Linked DNA regions of Homo sapiens: all the other regions are linked to region 2. A link is a contact called in ENCODE Hi-C data. All regions are on one chromosome and are shown on one strand. The core of a region is the stretch at or near the end of the contact, and the rest is flanking DNA. Distances in the headings are between cores, read along the strand shown.

Region 1 (2,700 bases), core at 5-2,504, 330 kb before region 2:
TGATCACATCTCTGTACTCCAGCTTGGGCAACGGGGTGAGACAACTCCAAAGTATATGTGAATTGTCAGTTACACCAGTGAACAGATCGGTGTTTTGACTTAATAATGAATGTACCATAAACTGACAATGCTGCTTCTTTTAAGTTCATTAGAAACATCACAAGTAATCTCCGAAACCATATTCAAGTGAAATACGTAGCCTAAATGACAAAAAAAGTTAAAATAAATTTTACAGTATTTTGACTGTTTCCTAAAATATACAAAACCCTTCCACTGAAAAAGAAAGTTGTTCTTTCAGTTTCATGGTTCCACGACGGGGGGCAAAGTGATGGGTTTTAAATGGATAGTTGAAGTAGGACAGTTTGTTAGGACTCGAAGATTGATCTCATTTATCAAGCAAAACTCTGTTGACTCCATTTTTCCTGGTCTAATTTCTTTCTGAAATAGGTAGGATCACTGCTTCACAGCTATTTCCACAACTGTTTTTGGTTCTATGATAAAACAATCCAATACCATCTCAGTGTGACAGAGGCATTCACATACTGGAAGCTGAAAGTCTGCCAGCCATGTCACACACATTTTGAGAGCAAAGTGTAACAAAATAACAGTTCATTCTTTACTTAAAGCTGATATATATACAAGCCACTAGTCACTATATTAATGTCCTGAATTTGTGTAATTAATGTATGTAGTTTATGTGTACATCTGAGCCTAATAAAAATGCTGTAAGACAGGCCAGGCAAGCATGATTATTGTTTTACAGATAAGAAACCCAGGGTTTACAGAGATTATTTTAACCTCAGTCTGGGAGCTAACAGCTGGTTGAGCTATTAATAAAAGCAACACATCCCAACTTCAAGCCTGTATTTCCATTTACTCTCCTTCGAGATAGACATTATTGCTCAGGGCAAAATTTATAAACTGCCAAATTCAGAGTGGATTTGAATTCCAAATAAAACACTCAGGTGTTTTTCCTGCTTCCAGTGACAGTAAAGTTCCTTGCTGTAGACCAACCTACTCACTAAAAGCAACCAGAAATTCGGGATGAAATACACTGAAGAATCTATTTGAAGGCACTAGAGAGCTAGCAAAGCAGCCAGGTGTGAGGTCAGGTTTCCAGAAAGGAGAAGCACCTAGAGAGGAAGGCCAACATTCTCTGATCCTCTTCCCCTCAAACGGCATAGAGCCAAACGGCCGACTGAGCCGAGCAGAAGCGATGGTCTTGTAGGTGCAGAGCCAAGTGAAAGCTTCTGGAGGTGCTGTGGAGCTGTGGAGGCCAGAAATGGACTTCAGGGCTTGCTGAGGAAACTGGGCTCTGATACATATCCCAGACTTCCAGGTCGAATCCCACAGGGCTACTTCCTAGTGGCAAAAGAGAACTGGAAACTCACCAGCTCTCTCACAAAAGACCGAAACCCAGCTTTATACCAGCTCAATTCCAGACTTGATTAAGGTGACCTGCCCTATTTTAACTGCCTGCCAGAGAACAAAACTAAATCCTCTTTGGAGGAAAAAGTCAGTGAGAGCCCTGAAATATCTCGGTATTTATTCATACACAACAAAACACAATCACTGAAATGAAGAATTCAGCAGTGGATTTAAAAGCAGACTAGACAGAGCAGAGGAAAGGATCAATGAACAGGAAGCAGGCCAACAGAAATATATCCAGACTGAGACACAGGGAATCAAAAAGAATAAAAAGTACAGAAAAGAGCTTATGAGGGACAGAGGAAACGCAGAATTATCTAACAAAGATGAAATTAGGGTCTCAGAGGAAGAGGAGACAGAACTGCAGCATGGCAAAACTGACAAGGCATGAAGCTCAAGAGTCAGGAAATTCCACAAATCCCAAACAGGTTCAGCACAAGGAAAACAACTGCTAGGCATATTATGGCAAAATTGCTGAAAAAAAGAAATATCTGAAAAGGCAGCTGGAAGGAAAAGTCAAATGTCTTCAAAAAGAACAAGACTAACGGTAGACATTTCGCCAGAAACAACAAAAAACAGAAGACAACTGAAAGACAACGTAAAGGTGCTGACAGTCACTGTCAACCCAGAATTTCACAGTCAGTGAAAAGACTCTTCAAAAACAAAAGTAAGCCGGGCGTGGTGGCTCACACCTGTAATCCCAGCACTTTGGGAGGCTGGGGTGGGCAGATGGCTTGAGGTCAGGAGTTCAAGACCGGCCTGGCCAACATGGTGAAGCCTAGTCTCTACTAAAAATACAAAATTGGCCAGGTATGGTGGTGGGTGCCTGTAATCCCAGTTACTTGGGAAGCTGAGGCAGGAGAATCACTTGAACTGGGGAGGCGGAGGTTGCAGTGAGCTTAGATCACACCACTGCACTCCAGCCTGGGCAACATGAGCGAGACTCCGTCTCAAAAAAAAAAAAAAGTAAAGTTAAGATGTTTTCAGACAAACAAAAGGATACAATTCATTGCCAACATACTGGGACTAATAGAAATACTAATGAAATACAGAAGGAATATGGTCTTAGGTAGAAAAATAGAAATATAAGAAATGAGGAGCAATGGGAATATAAATATGTGAATAAATCAAAAGGATATTTACTGCATAAAACAATAAAAGATATCCTATAGAGTTTATAAAGAAAGAATTAAGCTAAATGACAACAAGAGCACAAAGGGCTGAAGGTAAGTGGAAGGTAAATTATTAGAAGGTCTGTGCATTGTCTAAGAA
Region 2 (2,700 bases), core at 167-2,666:
TGAGGTATCACAGAGATGGTAACGGCAGGATGCAGCTCTCATCCCAGTACTGGGGGGCACACAGGAAAGAGTTTTGTCTAAGTAGAGGGCACCAGCTAACTGGTGCTTGTATCCCTGAGGGGTGCCATGAAGCTGGTTTGGGCAAAGCCATTAACTGGAACCAATTGTTGCTATTGGAACCAAGTGTTGTGAGTGCAAAGGTGATGCATCATTGCTGGGATGAGCCTGACACCAGAGGAAGGGAGGAGATGAGAAGGAGCATGTCCCTTCTTTCTTCTCTAGCCTCCAGTTTTCCTCCAGCTTCCCGTTGCCCCCCGCCCCAGAGCCTAACTGGGAGCCACTGGCAGGGCAGAAATGTGGTAGGTGGGAATTCCTAGCCGCAGCATCAGAGAGCAGTGTACCAAAGACCCGCATCCACCCTGGCATTCCGGCTGCTTACTGGGTGGAGCTGCAGTAGCTTATTCACCAAGTGAAGACATTCTTAACAGTCACGATGCATGCCAAGGGGTCATCACCACCCACTTACCACCGAAAACCGGGGCCTTGTTGCCCTCTGAGCAGCAAAGGATCCAAGAGCAGAATCCCACAAAACTCTGCTACCAAGACCCCTTCAAACTCTAGCTGTCTTAGTTTGGGGGGCCCCCAAAGCAGATCCCAAGGCAAAGATTTGAGCACAGTGATTTATTTGGGAGGTGGATGGGGCAAATAAAGATACATTATTGAGCCAGCTAGCACCACAGGAGACTGTAGGGTTGGTCTGGGCTGGGTCCAAGTGGGCTGCTTTAGAATCCAGATGACGGAGCTGGGGGAAAGAAGCACATTCCCCATTTCTTCAAGAAACTCAGCCTACCTGCAGGAATGCAGGGAGCACCTCAGAGGCTTTAGACCGTGGTGGGGAACCCCACGCAGGCTGCACCTAAGGCAGGGACACGCAGTTCACATCTGCCACAGCTGTGATGAGGGGCCTCCACTGGATATCTGGCCATGGCACACAGCGGCCACCACCAAAAGGGCAGGAGGAGGGAGACATGAGATCTGAAGTCAGCTTGAGTGAGGAGCCTGAGATGCTGAAGAAATCGGGAGAACGTGGCGGGTAGTGGGCAATGCCTTAGTTTGAGTTACCCCCAGAAGCAATCCCTGGGAAAGGACACAAGCACATGTTGCTTCCTTGGGAGGTAAAGGAAAACATCATTAGGGGAGTAGTGAAATGAGACAGGAAAGGGGATGTGGCCGGTACAGGGTGTGTTATCACAGCAGCCATGGCTGTGGGTAACAGGAGCCTAATGCCACAGGGAGCTGGAAGCCAGCAGAACACACATACCTTGTGGGTGGGAGAAGCTTCAGTGTTTCCGTGCAGGATTCAAAGATTGCTTCTCTCATTAATTCTCCTCCTGGACTGCCTTGCCTGAGGGCAGAATGACCTTCTGTGGCTACAGAGAAAGGCTTCAGGCAAAGAGATGCAGCTCTGGGCCCCAGAGTCCGCTGGAGCACACTGAAGCTGGAGCACACTGAAGTGGAAGATGGGGCTGCAGACAGAGACTGGGCAGCCTCTGCTCCAGGGAGGCCCGAGAGCCAGAGAGCAGATTCCATAAGAAGAATAACTCCCATTCCTCATGCATGAGACCCTCTGCTAAATGCTTCCTGTGCACCACCTCCAGAAATCCTCCCAAGCCAGGACACCAGCAGTATTACAGGTGGAATATCCCTTATCCGACATGCTTGGGTCCACAAGTGTTTTGGATTTTTTCAGATTTTGGAATATTTGCGTATATATAATGAGATATCTTGGGGATGGGACTGAAGTCCAAACATGAAATTCATTTATGTTTCATATACACCTTATATGCAGCACATAGCCCAAAAGTGATTTTGTGTAATATTTTAAATACTTTAGTGCATGAAACATAGTTGTGACTATAACCTGTCACATGAAACCAGGTTGGAATTTTCCACTGGTGGTGTCATGTTGATGCTCAAAAAGTTTTGGATTTTGGAGCATTTTCGATTTCGGATTTCTAGAGTAGGGATGCTCAACTGTATTATTATTTTCATTTTACAGGTAAGAAAATGGAGGCTCCCAGAGATTTGACAACCTGCCCGCAGCAATGACCAAATCAGACTTGGTGCTAAGTCTGCACCTCCCCAAAGTCAGTGTGTTTGTATGCTCTGCTGCCACTGCCCCCCGCTGGCCCTGCACATGATGTGAACCATCAGGCAGACCTGGAGTTCTGTCTCCTGGGTGGGCTGCTTGCCAACACCAGGGTGGCTGGCCCCTGCCTGTGTCAGGTCCTGCAGTGTTGACTCTCTTCGTGTGATGTTGGGCAGGTGGAGCTGGTTGTGCTGAGCCTGAGGAAACATCCAATGTGCCAAACTTTCTTGTGTGTTTCCCTCTGCTGGTTATTTAGTAAGCCCAGGAAAAGAGCAAATCCTGCCCCCAACAGATGATCCTCTCGATGAGAGTGGTTATGGTGATGATGCCAGCATGCAGTGGGGAGATTCGACTTTTCGAGATTCTTCCAGCCCTTTGCTTCCCACATTTCATAATGCTTGATGGCAACAGCTCTGCTGACTGTTTGGGAAAAAGACAATACTTATGTCCCTTTTAGAGACACTTTACTCAGTCCCTCCCGCAATGCTTAGTACGCAGAGAAAATAGTAAAATTAACCCGATTTGCTCATCACTCAGTTTTGGCCGTTATC
Region 3 (2,700 bases), core at 1-2,500, 410 kb before region 2:
TATGCCCAGCCGGACGCATCCTTGCTAGGCATTGAGTTGACAGTGCAGCCGCCCCGGAAAAGCTGGGGTCTCGTGCGCTGCGGTACGGGCATCTTCCAGCAAGAAGGGTGAGGAGGTCCCCAAGGTCTTTCCAGCACCCCTGGGAGAGACGGGAGTCTGTGAATAAAGCCTTGGGCGCAGCTGAACGAAGGACTTTTTCTCTCAGCACAACTAATGTGAGAACACTGTCACCTGCTTCCATCTCTGGGGAATGCATTTTCTGAACAGGTGCTGGCCCCGGCCCTCCCCTCCACACCACCTCTGCTTCAAATGGGAAATCTAAACCTCTCAAGGCCCAGAGGCTGTTTGTTTCTCTCTTATTTCTAAGGCATCCACCCATGAGTGCTAGAGAAACCTACCTTTCCTGCTGTTGGAGCCTTCTAGGACCTCCCTGTCTCAAAAACTATGACCAGCACCGTGCTCATGATCAGCGGGCTGGTGCGCAGTGGTGGGGATGGCCTTAAACCCCGACTGCCCAGGTAACACCCTCATTTCAGTAATGGCCCATCATGATGGCAAGCCTTAATGGGAGGTGTGGTGGGCAGAACGAGGAGCCCCGACCCCGAAACAAAGAGGCTCACCTCCTAATCCCCAGGACCTAAGCCTATGTTACTTTTCACAGCAAACAGGAATTCAGGTAGCAGAGGAGTTCAGGTTGCAATCAGCTGTCTGTGAGGCAGGGAGAGGACCCTGGAATATCCTGTGGGTGCAGTGTCATCACAAGGGTCCTTGTGAGTGAGAACCTTTCCCAGCTGTGTTTACAGCGGAGACACGGCTGTGAAGAACGCAGGAGGTGCAACGTTGCTGGCTTTGATGATGGATGGGGGGATGTAAGCCAAGGGGCATGGACACCTCTAAAAGCTGGGCACAGTGTGAAGTGGAATCCTCCCTCAGAGCCTCCAGAAAGGACTGCAGCCCTACAGACACCTTTACTTTCGCCCAGGGAGGCCGTGTCAGACTTCTGACCTCCAGAGCTGTAAGGTACTACATTTGTGTTGTTGCAGCCACCAAGTTGGAGGTCATTTGTTACAGCAGCAACAAGAAATCAATATGGAGGTGATTTCAGGCCCCGGAGGGATTCTGAGGGCAGTGGGCACATTCAGGAGTTTCAAGTCAATACAGTGGTGACAGGTGCCCAGCACCTTACTTCCTCGGGGCGAATTTGCCGAAGAGCGGAGAGAGCAGGTTTCAATGCAAAGAGGAAGAACCAGGAAACAGTCACATCAGAGCATCTGCTTTTGTCCTTGCCAAATGCACAGGCACAGATCAGCTTGGAGAACTCCCTTTTGTGTTTCTGGTTCAAGGAACGGAGCCCTCATTTCTCCCTGTGCTCGTGAGGAACAGGAAGTCAAATGAAAGTTTAAAAGGATGACGCGGCTGGAAAAATCATTGTAATCGTGAGTACTGTCTCAGGGGCAGCCTTTAGACTTTGCCCAGTTTATCTGTCACCAAACAAAGGATCATAACAGGGACAGGTCCATTGTGATCTGTCTGCTGGGAAGAGCCTCACAGCCAGGGTGGAGACACAGAAAGAAAGGACAGTTGGGATGCACATGGAAGGCAGACCCTCCCTCTGGGTGAACGGCCTGGCACAGGGCCACTGTAGGAAGATCTGGCACCTCTGGGCCCTTTTTCTGCCTCTTCCCTCCCTCAGGCTGACCCTGCATTTAAAGGAGTGGAGGCAGGGCCTGGTTGTCAAACTGACAGGCCACATACCCAGAGGGAGGAAGTCGCTCTCCAGTGGAGAGACGATCTCTGGCCGTGGAGTCAGTACTTGTGAATTTCCACCAAGCTCTGTTATTGACGATGATCTTGAGCAATCGTGGGTTCCCCTTGAGCCCTGGGTTCTTTATCTTTTTTTTTTTAATTATTATTATACTTTAAGTTTTAGGGTACATGTGCACAATGTGCAGGTTAGTTACATATGTATACATGTGCCATGCTGGGGTGCTGCACCCATTAACTCGTCATTTAGCATTAGGTATATCTCCTAATGCTATCCCTCCCCGCTCCCCCCACCCCACAACAGTCCCCAGAGTGTGATGTTCCCCTTCCTGTGTCCATGTGTTCTCACTGTTCAATTCCCACCTATGAGTGAGAACATGTGGTGTTTGGTTTTTTGTCCTTGAGATAGTTTACTGAGAATGTTGATTTCCAATTTCATCCATGTCCCTACAAAGGACGTGAACTCATCGTTTTTTATGGCTGCATAGTATTCCATGGTGTATATGTGCAACATTTTCTTAATCCAGTCTATCATTGTTGGACATTTGGGTTGGTTCCAAGTCTTTGCTATTGTGAGTAGTGCCGCAATAAACATACGTGTGCATGTGTCTTTATAGCAGCATGATTTATAGTCCTTTGGATATATACCCAGTAATGGGATGGCTGGGTCAAATGGTATTTCTAGTTCTAGATCCCTGAGGAATCGCCACACTGACTTCCACAATGGTTGAACTCGTTTACAGTCCCACCAACAGTGTAAAAGTGTTCCTATTTCTCCACATCCTCTCCAGCACCTGTTGTTTCCTGACTTTTTAATGATTGCTATTCTAACTGGTGTGAGATGGTATCTCATTGTGGTTTTGATTTGCATTTCTCTGATGGCCAGTGATGATGAGCATTTTTTCATGTGTCTTTTGGCTTCATAAATGTCTTCTT

Evidence for each region. Hi-C counts contacts between places; a loop is a spot of excess contacts on that map. Pooled maps may share reads with other maps.
Region 1: a map of gastrocnemius medialis shows a loop between it and region 2 (4-fold over the local background). The contact joins the enhancer-like site here to the promoter of LINC01682 in region 2. A Hi-C loop is called at or near these places in 3 of 168 maps with a recorded cell type or tissue (gastrocnemius medialis, left cardiac atrium and psoas muscle) and 3 of 50 pooled maps.
Region 3: a map of gastrocnemius medialis shows a loop between it and region 2 (3-fold over the local background). The contact joins the enhancer-like site here to the promoter of LINC01682 in region 2. A Hi-C loop is called at or near these places in 5 of 168 maps with a recorded cell type or tissue (MCF 10A, endothelial cell of umbilical vein, gastrocnemius medialis and 2 more), 1 of 37 single-sample maps with no recorded cell type and 7 of 50 pooled maps.

What each region holds. Positions count from the first base shown.
Region 1 is chr1:230,213,810-230,216,509 of GRCh38, reverse strand. All of the region lies in intron 3 of GALNT2 (polypeptide N-acetylgalactosaminyltransferase 2), which reads right to left. Among named protein-coding and RNA genes, the nearest start is that of GALNT2, 150 kb to the right of the region's middle. Within about 2 kb of position 1,254, at least 22 of the 41 ENCODE cell types and tissues checked have a DNase peak (open chromatin) inside an H3K27ac peak, as active enhancers do; they include gastrocnemius medialis and psoas muscle, where a contact is called at or near this core.
Region 2 is chr1:229,884,534-229,887,233 of GRCh38, reverse strand. LINC01682 (long intergenic non-protein coding RNA 1682) reads left to right here and starts at 1,416. Exons shown (of 2, transcript NR_146476.1): 1 at 1,416-1,694.
Region 3 is chr1:230,298,346-230,301,045 of GRCh38, reverse strand. No RefSeq gene overlaps it. Among named protein-coding and RNA genes, the nearest start is that of PGBD5, 130 kb to the left of the region's middle. Within about 2 kb of position 1,250, at least 5 of the 41 ENCODE cell types and tissues checked have a DNase peak (open chromatin) inside an H3K27ac peak, as active enhancers do.